Regions from separate parts of the Homo sapiens genome. Here region 2 is linked to region 1. Evidence: chromatin contacts called from ENCODE Hi-C data. All regions are on one chromosome and are shown on one strand. Each heading gives the region's core, a stretch centred on a gene start or an enhancer-like site at or near the end of the contact. The rest is flanking DNA. Distances are from core to core; before and after follow the strand shown. Region 1 holds the start of CBX5 (chromobox 5). Region 2 holds the start of DDIT3 (DNA damage inducible transcript 3).

What was found. Hi-C counts contacts between places; a loop is a spot of excess contacts on that map. Pooled maps may share reads with other maps.
Region 2: a map of naive thymus-derived CD4-positive, alpha-beta T cell shows a loop between it and region 1 (15-fold over the local background). The contact joins the promoter of DDIT3 here to the promoter of CBX5 in region 1. A Hi-C loop is called at or near these places in 1 of 168 maps with a recorded cell type or tissue (naive thymus-derived CD4-positive, alpha-beta T cell), 1 of 37 single-sample maps with no recorded cell type and 8 of 50 pooled maps.

Annotation. Positions count from the first base shown.
Region 1 is chr12:54,278,593-54,285,423 of GRCh38, reverse strand. It overlaps CBX5 (chromobox 5), which reads left to right and starts at 5,302. Exons shown (of 5, transcript NM_012117.3): 1 at 5,302-5,416. It overlaps HNRNPA1 (heterogeneous nuclear ribonucleoprotein A1), which reads right to left and starts at 4,698. Exons shown (of 11, transcript NM_031157.4): 1 at 4,602-4,698; 2 at 3,922-4,038; 3 at 3,483-3,629; 4 at 3,124-3,334; 5 at 2,938-3,030; 6 at 2,759-2,851; 7 at 2,550-2,624; 8 at 2,190-2,345; 9 at 1,457-1,612; 10 at 1,107-1,166; 11 at 1-875. The coding sequence starts at 4,616. The coding sequence ends at 1,111. It overlaps SCAT2 (S-phase cancer associated transcript 2), which reads right to left. Exons shown (of 2, transcript NR_157844.1): 2 at 6,361-6,772. RefSeq lists enhancers at 3,419-4,177, 4,920-4,979, 4,990-5,079, 5,370-5,419, 4,938-5,697 and 1 more and a cis regulatory region at 3,603-5,903.
Region 2 is chr12:57,518,703-57,526,367 of GRCh38, reverse strand. It overlaps DDIT3 (DNA damage inducible transcript 3), which reads left to right and starts at 5,854. Exons shown (of 4, transcript NM_004083.6): 1 at 5,854-5,950. LOC128125814 reads left to right here and starts at 5,888. Exons shown (of 2, transcript NM_001414991.1): 1 at 5,888-5,950. The coding sequence starts at 5,888. It overlaps MBD6 (methyl-CpG binding domain protein 6), which reads right to left and starts at 3,544. Exons shown (of 13, transcript NM_052897.4): 1 at 3,357-3,544; 2 at 2,276-2,339; 3 at 1,952-2,088; 4 at 1,546-1,648; 5 at 1,253-1,415; 6 at 1-1,020. The coding sequence starts at 2,064. It overlaps MIR616 (microRNA 616), which reads left to right and starts at 7,109; the gene lies at 7,109-7,205. RefSeq lists silencers at 3,313-3,712, 5,427-5,886 and enhancers at 4,136-5,096, 5,097-6,056, 4,883-6,082, 5,957-6,086, 6,057-7,018 and 4 more.

The DNA.
Region 1 (6,831 bases), core at 4,053-6,552:
CCCAGACACTTCAAATCTGCGGATTTATGGAGCGGCATTAGCCAGCAGCTAGTTTCTATTCCCTGGCAGAGCTTTGAACTTGAATTGTGATAGAAGCATTCAACATTATTATCAGGGGGAGTGGGTAGGGAAAGTCCAAATCTCTGCCAGTCCCAAATCCATACAGTTGTCATTTCATTCAAGAGAATTAAATCGTTTATTGATTACACATGATAATGGATACACAAGCTTCATTCCCATCTATAATTTTATCTGGTACCATTATTCAATTTAGATATATTGCATAGGATGTGCCAACAATCACTTTTATAACCATTCCATGATTTTGCTTGGGTAATCCCTTTTAATGGTGAACTTCAGGTCACAACAGTAACTATCAGTTCAACTACACCAAGGTTTCCGAAGACAATGGCTTCTCCACCCAAGCAGGTTGTATATAAATTCCAAATAGAACCTGGCATCACCCTGAAGGAATTCTAACTTCACACTGTTGGGGAAATTTACCAAGATGGCTTAAGAGTAGACTAACTTTACACAGCACATTAAAAAAAAGACATTTATTCAGCGTCACGATCAGACTGTTACATTTAGCAATCAACAGCATGGGGTGCAAAAAAAAAAATCTACATTAAAACCCTTTGTTGGAATGCTTTACACTTTCCACAGAACAGAAACTAAAATAACCTGTTATACAATTAGTCACAAATACAGTCCTCGAGTTTTTTGCCCATACACATGAGTATTTGTCTAAAACATGTCTTCTTTGTAGCAGCTAGGCCCTGCCACCACTGTGCTTGGCTGAGTTCACAAATCTGTTGTAACCTGTAGCTTCCCTGTCACTTCTCTGGCTCTCCTCTCCTGCTAAGCTTTGTTTCCTGTTGAACAATATGGAATAAAGTTGTTAATCTAAACATATTAAGACTCAAGGCTACAATCCAATATCAAGTTTGTTTCCCACAAATTTTGCTGATCTGAATATTAACTTTATATCCACAATTACTGCAATTATAATGTTAACTATGTTGCACTGCTCAGCTACATTAGGGTTATTGGGTTCATCAGCAATTTAAAAAATTATGTCAACACACAAAAAGGTGCTTACTTACCTAATTAAAATCTTCTGCCACTGCCATAGCTACTGCTGCTGCTGGAACCGCCATAGCCACCTGAAAAGTACAATTTTTCTTTTAAAGTTTCAAAGTGCCAACAGTAATGTTTTCATATTTGGGATAATAAAAGTTAAATTCAAGTGTCTGGCCATTTAAAAATGGCCCTACTACAAGGGAGGTGGTAAAGAGGTCCCATGATTTTTCTAATTTGTGATCAAATTATCACTTTCTGAAGGTTCTAAACTATAAACGTTTTGCTGCCCAGACATAGCAGTTAAAGGGCTTTCTTCCCAGCAGTAGCTACAGACACTCTTTTGACATTATCCAAAATTACATAGATACCATACCTTGGTTTCGTGGTTTTGCAAAGTATTGGCCTCCACCGCCATAGGGGCCAGAGCTTCTGCCTCCAAAATTTCCTCCCTTCATGGGTCCAAAATTTGAAGACTGATTGTTGTAATTCCCAAAATCATTGTAGCTTCCACCACCTCCAAAATTGCTTCCTATGAATGGGAAAGAGGGCCTTTATCTGTTACCTGAGGATGATGTTAGTTTCCAATTCTGTTTAGCAGTCAGAATAAAATAAGGTTGAGTTATCAGCCTTCCTTTCTCCCAAACTATGGTGACTCCAATCTTTGCATTTCATTCTCTGGGAAAGGCATTCAGTTGAATAATCCAGTAATACAAAGAAAACTGGCCTAACTCACCATGACATAAAATAAAGAGATTTTCAGAGTGGCACAAGCATACCCTTCAGCCTTGAAGGCCTTCACGGATCCAGGGCCACAGCAAGCAGAAGTATCTTGGATACATCAACTAAGCGCCTAAGGTCCCAAAGGAGTTAAAATACTAAATCCTTCTATGATACTAATCTAACTCAAAGACAACACTATCCACTTATCTCTACTATTTGGGAGTGAGGCGGCCCCAGCTTAAAGCTAGGAGGAGGTAGCATAGCAAGCCCATTTGTTTTTAATATACCATGCAGTGTACCACACAATGCTTCAACAGCACCAGAACCCAAGCTCTAAAAGGCTAATCTAGCTGTCACACCAAGTACTTGGATCACTGGATACCTACCACTACCACCGCCAAAGCCGCCTCCGCCTCCGTTGTTATAGCTGTCATAGCTGCCACTCCCGCCATAGCCACTGCCCTGGTTTCCATAACCCTGTCCACCACTTCCATAGCCTCTGCTTCCTCCAGAGTAACCAGGGCCGCCTCCTCCATAACCACCTACAAGAATACAATTCTTCTCAATAAGACAAAAGTATTTGACAATGAAAACTTGTGCAAGTGTAACGGCTGAAGGCCTGCTCACAGCATGCGTGTTATGGGCAAAGTTGAGTTTGACATGCACCAGAATTTTAGTCTCTACTAACCTATTCTAAAGATCCAGGTTGCCAGGAATTTTTCTCTACTTATTCCTAAAAAACTTACCATCATTACCAAATCCATTATAGCCATCCCCACTGCCACCATATCCACCACCACCACGGCTGCCACCAAAGCCACCTGTAAGAAAAAGTTTCAAGTTTTAAGTATGACTTGGACTTAAAGTGACATTCTGAATGCAGTTCCCGTACTGTAAAATCTTCATAGCAAAGATGGTGAGAAGTCAGAACTACATGTAGATAAACCATACATACCACGACCACTGAAGTTTCCTCCACGACCGAAGTTGTCATTCCCACCGAAACCACCTCCACGACCACCACCAAAGTTTCCAGAACCACTTCGACCTTAAGACATGAAGTTTAAGCATTAAATCATTCATACTGGAGTAACTCAAAGTTACCTTTAAGGTTTAATTAAGCAACAAGCATACCTCTTTGGCTGGATGAAGCACTAGCCATCTCTTGCTTTGACAGGGCTTTTCTAACTTCACAGTTGTGGCCATTCACAGTATGGTATTTCTGAACTAAAAAAAAAACATAGATACAACATGGTATCAGGGTTTAGAATGCCATACAGATTGTGGAACCCTTACTAAATGCCACTATCTGATACTTACTGACAATCTTATCCACGGAGTCATGGTCGTCAAAGGTTACAAAGGCAAAGCCCCTTTTCTTGCCACTGCCTCGGTCAGTCATGATTTCAATCACTTCAATTTTTCCATACTGTTCAAAATAATCTCTTAGGTGATGTTCTTCAGTGTCTTCTTTAATGCCACCAACAAATATCTTTTTCACAGTTAAGTGGGCACCTGGTCTTTGAGAATCCTAATAGGAGAAAAACCATAGGTTTAGATTAGCAAAGCCTATACTCGAATAAAAAATTTTGGTAAGTTTAGAAAACTCCCGAATCTTAAGTCCATAGCAGCACATATCCAAGTAAGTTTAAGAAGAAGAAGAAAAAAAACCCACTCACTTCTCTGGAGACAGCTCTCTTTGGTTCCACAACTCTTCCATCCACCTTGTGTGGCCTTGCATTCATAGCTGCATCCACCTCCTCCACAGTGGCATATGTGACAAACCCAAAGCCCCTGGAGCGCTTGGTGTTTGGATCTCTCATTACCTGAGAACAGTGTTAATTTATGTAACACAAAGTCTGACCGCAAAAGCTTTTGTCATTTTAACTTTGAATAGGGCAATAGGAAACTTTACACCAGCCTTTTATAAAAAGTCGTCCAGTTTCCCACTACCCTAGATTTAAGAGGTAGCTTTTAAAATCAAAGCAGGACGTTCCTTTGCCAACAAAGCTCTAACTATAATGCTATTAACTACTTTCATAAGCATTCGGAGAAGACTGCACCAAGATAAGCCAAGGAAATCGGCTGTTTTACTGCTTTGTCCCTTCCAAATCTTACCACACAGTCCGTGAGCGTTCCCCATTGCTCAAAATGGCTCCTCAGGCTCTCATCAGTTGTTTCAAAGCTCAACCCTCCAATGAAGAGCTTCCTCAGCTGTTCGGGCTCTTTAGGAGACTAGAGTGGGGGGAGGGGGAAGTGTTAAATGGGCTACAACACGAAACAATTTCCATCGAGGAAAAGAAAAACTAGACACCAACTGTGTACCTAGCACTTATTGTTCGTTCAGGTCGCAACAAGACACGTGCTTCTGCCTATCAAGGGAGGCCGTATGCTGGAGTTGGGAGTGCTAGGAAATCGCAAGCGCATGCGTCCCTAGTCGCCTTCCGACGCACGCGCAACAAAGGCTTGGGCGGTAGGGGTGCATCTCCACAATGGGACTAATCGCTCTTTAGAAAACTCGCTCACCAAGGCAAGGTTTAAAAAAAGACAAAGATCCTGTGTGCCTAAGAATTTTGCTACGAGTAACGAGTCCCGCATGATAACTCATGGTTGGCGGAGAGCGGCCTCATGGCGATCAAGAGGACAAAATGGCGACTTGAACTTTGGGAGGGGTAGGCCGTGGCAGCGACCGAAGGAACTGTAGAATGGGCTGGTGCAAGGAACGAAACCCAGCAGCATCTTACCGATTCAGGAAAGGGAGAGGAAAAAATTCAAGTGGGAAAGCGCGCCTAACTCACCTCTGACTTAGACATGACGGCAGGGTGAAGAGAGACTTTAACGATGCTTCTTCGGCGGCGTCCACGGGCAGAAAGGAGCAAGCTGACGAACGTATCTGCCAGCCTACCTTCGCCCTCTCTTTTTTACCCCGCCTCCTCGCTTTCGGCATTGGTAGACTCCGCCCTGGAACAGCTCTGATTGGATACTTGAAATCGCTTCCCCCTGCTATTGGCCTGTGGTGCCACATTGCTGTGTAACGTCATTCCTTCGGTCGTTCTACGCCGTCTCCACCCCTTGGAGTCCATTGGTTCCCGAGTAATGTTATTGTTAACCAGTCTGATTGGCCAACCGACCAATCATTCACATTTGAATCTACCTTGGGTGTTTAACATCTTTTTAATCTTCCACGCGCAAATATTACAGTCAAGTCGCTTGGCAAAGCATGATTAACACTATGTATTAGACAAGCAGCCAGGAGGTAACAATTTTTTTGCAATGAACTCTTGTTGACCGCACGTGTAGTAAAATGGCGAGTTTTGCGCAGGCGCATTAAGAAGTTCCACCTGCCTCTGAGAACACGTGAAATGGCGGGCAGGAGTAGGCAGTGAACCTACGGCGCCTGCGTGTTGGCGGGAGTTTGTCCTAGCTTTGCGCATGCGTAGTGGGCGGAGAAAAAAGGTCCGGTCCCAGGATTGGTTGCGCAGGCGCAGGGAAGGATCCGTTTTGGCGGGCGGTTGGCGTTGCGCAGAAGGCGGCGGCGGTGGTGGCTTGTGGTGCGGCCTCACCATACAGGAACAGGGCAGACGTTAGCGTGAGTGATCACTCTCAATCCCGGGTAAGTGGCAGACAGTCTTATCTACCCATAGTAGGTCTTGAACTGACTCCATTTGGGCCCGTTATTGTGTGAAATGAATGGACGGCGGGGTGGGGGGATAGTGAAGGGGCAGCGGTGGGTCGGGCCAACCAATAGAAGAACAGGGGGCGGGATGTTTTAATCCCCGTAGGTTCTTTGGAGCTGTGCAGCCGAAGACTTTGACTGGCTTGTGTATAGGCCAATTGGGTCTGCCTTGAGCTGCCGACTGATCGGCCCTTGGGCCATCGGAATGTGGGAGACGGGTTTTCCCCTTCTGAGCAGCGTCTCACTGAGCCAGTGAGCAGGAAGCGCGCGGTAGGTTGGGCTTCTCCAGGAGGCAGCGGTTTGACTCCAATGGGGAATGCGGGATCGGGCGGTTAAACGGATGGAACGAATCTGGAACCAGTAGACGGACAGCCTAAGGAAAGCGCTGGGACCAGTCGTCCAATCGGCTCTCCAAAAGAGGGAGGTCTTCGATTTGGGGTTGTGAGGAAGGGGAGTCGGTGCCTGTAATGGCGTGTGAGGGTGGATGTTTTATCCACGATGACTTCTCTAACGAAGCCTTTAGGCCTCAGTCCCATACACCTCCTTGAAAGCGTAAGTTTGCTCCTGTATTCCTCGACTTGAGCATTTTTCCCCCGCCCCCTCACCACTTGAGGTTTGGGGAACAGGAGTTGTTTTTTTTTGTTTGTTTGTTTTTAAATAATACTTTCAGAAGTCGCTTCTTTAGGAAGACTGTTAAAATGTTAGAACGAATGGGAGAAATCTCTATGTACTGTCATGGAAAGGCGTTCAAGAAATATCTCCTTCCTGATAGTGCATATTTCTACTGACAAATATGTTTGTAGGTCCACAGAAAAGTTTTGGAAAGCTACACACCAAAGTGTCAATCCTAGGGACACAGTAGGATCGAGGCAGATTAGATCTTTAATGTTTAAAACTTTGCAAGGTTAATAATTTGTGATTAAAATTAAATAAAAAATGAAGTCGATTGTTTTGTGTTTCTAGTCATAATCACATACTTACAACCCCTTTTCTGTTTTATGTAATCCATGTGCCCAGTGCTTTTATTTTAGTCTCTTTCTCCCGGGAACTTTCATATATTTCTTTTCTTTACACCATTGAAGATATCCTAAAGTCCCTCTTTTTGCTGTTCCTTTGAGGATATCTGACTTTGGAATAAAAAAGAAACAAAGAGGGTAATATTTAGGGTTCTGGGGACAGAAGATTCATCCATCACCTGGATTATTCCTTGCCTTTTAATTAGATTTCCTTCGAAGTGTGTTTTACATGCAGTCTATCTCCTTTTGGTAATGCCCACTCTGCTTATTCCAGGATCTTTTGGAGAAATAAATAAATTTTGATAACATTGGCTGTATCAGAGTCTTACTGCTTTA
Region 2 (7,665 bases), core at 4,605-7,104, 3.2 Mb before region 1:
CACTGGTGGTCCCAGGCAGGGAGGGCTGGATGGGGTGCCTGGGCTGGGGAGGGCTCCCTGAGGAGAGGGTTGGGGGAGGAGGAAGGTGTGCATCTGACCCCAAAAGGTTAAAGCTTCCATCAGAGTGGGAAGGGCCAGGGGTGGGGAGTCCCAGCAGGGACAGCACAGAAGGGAGAATTGGTTGGGATGGCTCCGGGAGAGAAAAGGGTTGGGGGACAGGAGCAGGGGCCCGAGGACGGCTCCGTCTAGGGGTTTGAGGGCCTCTCCCTTCTAGCAATCGAAATACAGTAGGGGGTCTGCGGGGACGACGCTGAGAGGGACGAAGTGATGAGGAGTGGGAAGCTGAGGGTGCCTGGGCACGGGGCCTTCGGCCCTGTAAAGTGCTGGGAGGGGGTAGTGGGGGATGCTGTGCCTTGGCCGCTGCAGAGAGTAGGCTGCTAGCAAGGAAGGGGGGTGCCCCAGGCCCCTCCACCGTGGGGGCCCCTCCCAGGGGCCCCAGGACCAGGGGCAGGTGCATAGTGGCTGAAGACACTGGTGGCTGAGAGGCAGGACCAGGGTGGGCGGGGAGATTATTGCTCGGGGGCAGGGGAGGGGGTGTTAAGGCATCACTACAGTGGAAGAGAGGAGGGTCTGAAGGTGGTGAGGAGGAGGCATGAGGGGCCGGAGGAGAGCCCAGGTCAGAGGGCACCAGGCTGGATCTGAGGGCAGCTCCCCAGTTGTATGAGGGAGCATTGAGGCTGATAGCAGGTGGAGGAGGTGGGGCTGGAGAGGGGGCATTGCCCCTTGGGAGGAAACGGGGGCTGCTACTGCCCCCAGAAGGGACTGGGTCAGCAAGCCTTGGGGGGAAAAGCCCCCCAGGGCCTGCTAGAGTGGGAAAGGCCTGGGAAACTGAGGGTGGTTCTGGGGGAAGGGAGCCAGGACCCCCATTAAGTGGAGTTGTAGGAGGAACTCGACAGGGAGGGCGGGCAGAGGGGGGCCCTGGGGACACAGTGTGGAACATTTGGGGGCTCGCTCCCTCTCCTGCAATAAATGAAAAATGAAGGGTCAGCCTGTGGCTCCCCTTCCAAAAACTCTTTTGTCTTCTCTAGTCCCATCTCCCACAAGTTCCCAACCTCCCTGTGCCCTCCTTTCAACATGCAGCTCCCCACCCACTCCCCTTTCTCTTTGCTCCCTCTCAAGGAACTCCTCCCACCACCAGCCTTCCAAGCCCTTAGGTTTTCCTCGGTCTTCTGTAAAGTGGCAGAAGACTCACCAGGAGAAGAGTGTGAGCAGGTGGTCTCCATGCTGCGGTACAGAGTTGCCATAGCAACAGCTTTCCGCCGGTGGTTGCACAGCTTGGTCATGTCCTCCTCTGATGCTGGCCCCACCCCAGCCCCACCCGGGGTCACCGGGGCCAAAGGGTCAAAGTTGAAAACCTGTAAGGTGGAAAGCAAGGACAGGGACCCTGAGGGGCTGGAACCTGTGAGAAGGGCTACCTCAGTCAGTGATTTGCATTAAGACTTTTAGCTTATCTCTGTACTCTCAGGCGCCCCTCACCACTCTGACCTTGGGGACATTAAGTGGACACTCCAGACCGCACTTGCAGGTCCCATCGCTGAGGAGGTAGCTCCGGGTTTGCTCCAAGGAAGACAGCTCTGTGCCACTTGGACTGCGAGAGGACAGGGTCAGAGGACATGGGGTTAGCTGGCAGCGAATCAGGCAATACTCCTAAAGCACAGTGCTTAAGTTACAGATCCTCCTAGAAGAACAGAGGATAAGGAATGTGGGAAGACACAGAAAAAGGGAGAATGGATTCAAAGGCCCAGAGCTACAGAAAGCAAAAAGGCTGAGGAAGGAAGGGGAAGAGAGGAGAGCAATCGGGTACCAGAGAGCTGAGCTGAGAGAAGAAACGGAAGAAAGAAAACCTGGGCAACTGGAGTGGCAGAGCTTGGGGACCTGTGAAGATCCGTACCTGATGTAGAGCACAGCACCCTCTCGCACACAGCGCTGCCAGCCGATGGGGACAGATGTGGCCACAGGGCCCCCAGCTCTGTCTGCTCCACTGCTCTCATTGCCCCCATTCATTGTGTGTAATCAGCTCCCGCGTGCCTGATAACACAGACATCCATGTAGGCACTAGGAGGATTAAACTGAGCGAAGTACCTGAGAGAGGACTCCAGGAAGGCAAAGGTTGTGGGGAGACCCAAGAAAACTCAGGGGAAGCCCCAGAGGAGCAAGGGGAACCCCTCAGCTGGGAGGGAGACTGAGGAGTCCTCTGCCGTATCACCACAGCTACCTGAACATCTCTGCAAACATTGTGGGGTCCAGTCTAAAGCCGGGGCCACCAGCTTAGCCCACACCTGCAACGCAAGTAGAGAGATGGGACTGTCAGGAGTCTGCCCAACTCTAAAGAGCAGCACAGCCCAGCACCCTCTCAAAAGAAAGATCCTTAACAATGTGAGGCAAGCACCTATAAAGATCTCGGGGATCTGCTGGCTTAGTCTACAACCATCCTTTCCAAGCCCAGTCCCTAGGGACCAGAGGGTCAGAACCTCAGCTCCCTGGGACCAAGAAAGTCTAGCCCAATTCTTAGGCATATGAAGGGCAAGGCCTCCCTCCATTCGGAGTAGAAGACTTCAACCAGGAGTATGGGCACATTCCCATAATGCTAGGCCACTAGGAAGTTTCCCAGAGTGTCTGGCTCCTGTTGTTCTCTACCCAGGAAGATGATATAAAAAGTACAGATTGCCCCACAGGTCACCAGGCAATTGCCCAACTGCCCGCTGGGGTGGTACCAGCAGAACTCCCCCCATGCCTGCTCCATCAGACAATCGCTGATATAGTTCATTCGGGTCTTAAGAGGTGAGGATCACAGCTCAGTCTTCTCCCAGGATCCTGGGAAGCTCCTGATTTTCCCTCAAGCCTACGGCAAAGGGATTCAGAACCTCCTATTCCACTGGCTTCCGATTATCTCCAAGAGAGCCTGTCCTCCGATAGAAGGGGAAGCCCCTCCAACCTGCAGGTATCCTCCCCAGCCTCACCATTGCTCCCACCCCACACTGGCGGCTTCCAAACTTTCCCTCTCACAACAAGGCGCCCTGTCACCCAGACTGCTTCCCTCAGCTTGAGGAGGAGGGGAAGGCGCACGAAGTAGGAAGGAACTTGGGGAGAGGGCGGGCGGAGGGTGGGCGAAGCACTGAGGGGAGGGCGGTGAGGAAGGCAGAAGTCTGGCAGTGAGAGGGAGAAGCGGCGGGGGCAGGTGAGGGCGGGGGAGTGGGGATGGGGCCGGGGAAAGGGGCCGAGAGGACGCGGAGGGGGCAGAGGGTAGGGACGGGAGGGGGAGGGGCAGGGTGGGGGGGGCCGGGCCCCGCACTCACCGCGGCCCATGGTTCGGCCGGCCCCGCCCTGCGCAGTCGCGGCCCAGAGGGTGAGTGGGAGGGGGTGGGAGGAGGGTCGGTGGAGCCCGAGCCTCCGGTACGGCCCCGGCCGGTCCTAGCAGGAAGCGCCGCTGCCGCCGCCGCGGATCACCGAGCGGCCTCCCGCGCATGCGCCATGGGGGCCAGGGGCAGCCCTGGGGATTCCGTTCCCAGAAGGCACTGCGCAGGCTGCTGCCGCTGCCGCCGCCGCCGTCGCTGCCGCAGCCGCCGCCGCAGGAGCCGCCGCCTCCGCCGCTGCCCGGACGGGAGAGGGGCGGGGCCGGGCCCCCGCCCAGCGGACAGCGACGAGCCAACTGGAGGGGCTGCAGTGCGCATGCGGGAGCGCGCCTACCCCTCCCCCACAACCCCCCATTAATCCCCAAGAGAACAAACACCCCACGCGGCCCCCCCGCCCTCCGCGGAAGGATCTGCGCCTCTTCCCAGGCCACTGGTGGCCAATCCCAGCCCTCCTCAGGGAGGGGCCCCTTCCAAAGCCACAGTCTGTTGCGGGAACCAGGAATGCCAGGTCCGGGAGGGGCCAGGCCCCGAAAGATGAAAGTCGCGACTTGCCCTGCCCCGCCCCAAAGGCTTCCCGGGTAGTGTGCTGGGACTTGACCCGCCTCCCCAGGTCAACATGTCACAACACGACCTCAGCCTGTCAAGTCACATGACCTCTGCCTGTCACTGACAACCTGGTCTGTCTTTAGGCCAGGGGAGACCATCTGGTCCACCCTCCACACTACCCCCATTTTCAGAGAGGAAATGGAGGTGTGGAGCAGCGGAGCAGCCTAACCAAAGACCTGTCATTGCCACACCACTCCAGTCACAACCGGCCTTGTGACAGTTTCTACTTAAACTCTGGCTGCCCCCATGAGGGTATGACAGGATATGTAACAGGCCACCACATGGCCTCTGTTTTCAAGGCACAAGAAAAATACTTTGCATTCTGGGTGGTGCGTTTTACTTTTGGTCAAGTTGCCTCCAAGTTCATGGTTCTCATTTTACCTTCACAACTTTTATCTTTAATTTACAAACAAGGACGGTAAGATCCCTTGGCAAGTGATGGGGAGTTGAGTCTAAAATCGCGGCTCCGGTCTCCCCAGTCCAGGGCAGTCCTGCGCTGAAGTGCACTCACACGTCCCGGGATGAGACTCCGCTGTAAATCTCGACCCGAACACCTAGGAGGCAGGCCTGTGCCGCGCTCCTCACACAGGGAGTCACAGGACTTGCTGTCTGGTACAGCAAGAGAGGGTCTTGGAGAAAGCCATAGGAGTACCGTGGGGGAAAATAGGTGGCCAAACAGAATCGGGTCCACTGGGCAAAATACATGACTTCTGGCAGGCTGAGGGCTTACCAACTACAAGGTAAAAGTCAAGGGCGCTGTTCTGAGAGAAGCGGAAAATGACTACCAAGGGATTCCAGTACCTCGGCCCCTTTTGGGAGATTTACGGGGCTAGAACAGGAGACCACCCCCGTTTTTTTGTTTGTTTGTTTTGTTTTTTGTTTTTGGTGAAACGTAGTCTCGCTCTGTCACCCAGGCTGGAGTGCAGTGGCGCGATCTCGGTCACTGCAACATCCGCCTCCAGGGTTCAAGCGATTCTTCTGCCTCTGCCTCCAGAGTAGCTGGGATTACAGGCGCGCATCACCACACCCGGCTAATTTTTGTATTTTTAGTAGAGACGGGGTTTCACCATGTTGGTCAGGCTGATCTCGAACTCCTGACCTCAAGTGATCCGCTCTCCTCAGCCTCCCAAAGTGCTGGGATTACAGGCGTAAGCCACTGAGCCCGGCCAGGAGACCTCTTTAAGAAGACTCGAGATGTCGACAATCCCAGTGGATGGATACCAACTTTAAAAAGAAAAGTTCAAAAGGCCTATGTGCCCATTAGCTGGGAGGGGCCAAGAAATATGGGAGTCCCTTATAGTGGGGGTAAAACGGCGGGTAAAGCTAGGTGGGCGGAACAGCAGCTTCTGGGGGAGACAAGCGGCAAAGAGGCTCACGACCGACTAGGGGCGACCAAGGCTGATAGCCGTTGGGGCCGTTGGGCGCCGGGAGCTGGCGCCCCGCCCTCTCTCCTCTCCCCCACCCTCCGCACCTCCCACCACCCTCGGTGTCCCCTGCGCGTGCGCGTGCAGACACCGGTTGCCAAACATTGCATCATCCCCGCCCCCCTTTCCTCCCCTCCCCCCCCGCTACACTCCCCTCCGCGCGCGCGCATGACTCACCCACCTCCTCCGTGAAGCCTCGTGACCCAAAGCCACTTCCGGGTCCGACACTACGTCGACCCCCTAGCGAGAGGGAGCGACGGGGGCGGTGCCGCGGGGCTCCTGAGTGGCGGATGCGAGGGACGGGGCGGGGCCAATGCCGGCGTGCCACTTTCTGATTGGTAGGTTTTGGGGTCCCGCCCCTGAGAGGAGGGCAAGGCCATGGTAAAAGATTACAGCCAGGCGCTCCCGAGGTCAGAGACTTAAGTCTAAGGCACTGAGCGTATCATGTTAAAGATGAGCGGGTGGCAGCGACAGAGCCAAAATCAGAGCTGGAACCTGAGGAGAGAGGCGAGTACTGATTCCCATCTACCTTTTACCCTCCCGTCTCCTCAAAGTTGGGGCGTCCGCTCTTTAGGATCGGCCTCACTCCTCCACAGTGAAGTTAGGGACCGTCCGAGAGAGGAATGGGGAGAGTCCCTTATTCTGGGGTGGTGCTTACAAACCCCTATTGCTTCGGACGACGGCGTCTCTCCACCCCTGCCCGGAGCCGGAACACGGGCCCTGCTCTGTGCTGCTGGGCAAAGGGACCTCGGTTGCCCTTGGGAAATTCATTCTTTCCCGTAGCCAACTTCAGGCCTCATCGTTAGGCCTGTCCGCGGGGAGGCAGGTCAGCAGGACACACCCCCGCTCTAAGACTGGGTGACCATCGCTCAGGCCGTTTCCGCCGCTTCGCCACCAGCGGGCCTTCTCCCTACCCCACCCCCAATTCTGTCTCAGTCTCAGTGCCTCTGGTGTCAGCATGGCCACCTTGGTAGCTGGGGCTACTGGACCCTGCAGCGGATAGGGGAACCTTGAGGAGACACAAGCCTTTGGGAGGGGTGCCGATGGACAGGGAGTGGTGTGTTTTCCTTTTGCCGTAGAGGTCTCTGGGCCTCCTGCACAAGAGAGCAGCCTGGATCTCTTAAGTGTAGGAGGCCATTTGGGGTCTCCCCAGGGTATTGTCCTTCCCTCGGGATTAGTCCCTGCCTCTTTAACCCGGTCCTGTCTCCCAGCTAATCTCTGTGTAACCATTGCATCAGGCCAGCCCCGTTTGGCTCTGCAGCCTTCTGACCTGAGGCTCTACTGCTGATGAAAGCCAAGTCCCACACACTGGAAGGCAAGGGAGGGTTCCCCAGGGAGGACAGCCCTGCAGAGAAATACTTCGGGCAATATTGCATCTCTAGCCCCTAGGGATCAGCAGCTGCCACTCTGCTTCTGCCCCTTCCCTATAAGAGAGACTGGGGGGAGTTTATCCATTCATTCTTAACAAATACTTAATGAGGACCTACTGTGTGCCACACAGTTTGGGGCTCAGGGTACATCCTTGAGCAAGAGGAAAAAATCATCTCAGTGGGAGGCCTACAGTAAACAAAATATAAGTGCCACGGAGAAAGCTAAAGCAGAGAAAGGAATGGAGAATGTTCAGGATGGAGGTCAGAGTGTTACATCAGGTGGTCAGGAATTACCTTAGGTAATTCCTCCACTCAAAACCCTTCAGTGACTTCCATGACATGAAATAGGAAGTCATTGGAGGGTTTGAGCAGAGGAATGACCTGTTTTAAAAGGCTCACTCAGGCTGCTGTATGGTGAATAGAGTTGCGGAGGGGTGGCAAGAGAAGAAATGGGAAGACCTTCTGCAGTCAGAAAGTTTCTGCAGTAATTTAGAGATGGTAGTGAATTGATCTAGATTGGAAACAATGGAATTAGAAGTGTTTAGATTCTTCTAAGCAAAGGTTTTAAAAACTCATTTTTAAAGAATGAGTTAAGGGCCGGGCATGGTGGCTCACACCTGTAATCCCAGCACTTTGGGAGACCAGAGGTGGGTGGATCACCTGAGGTCAGGAGTTCAAGACCAGCCTGGCCAACATGGTGAAATCCCATCTTTACTAAAAATACAAAAATTAGCCGGGCATGGCAGTGCATGCCTGTAATCCCAGCTACTCCGGAGGCTGAAGCAGGAGAATCGCTTGAACCCAGCAGGCGGAGGTTGCAGTGAGCCGATTGCGCCACTGCCTTCCAGCCTG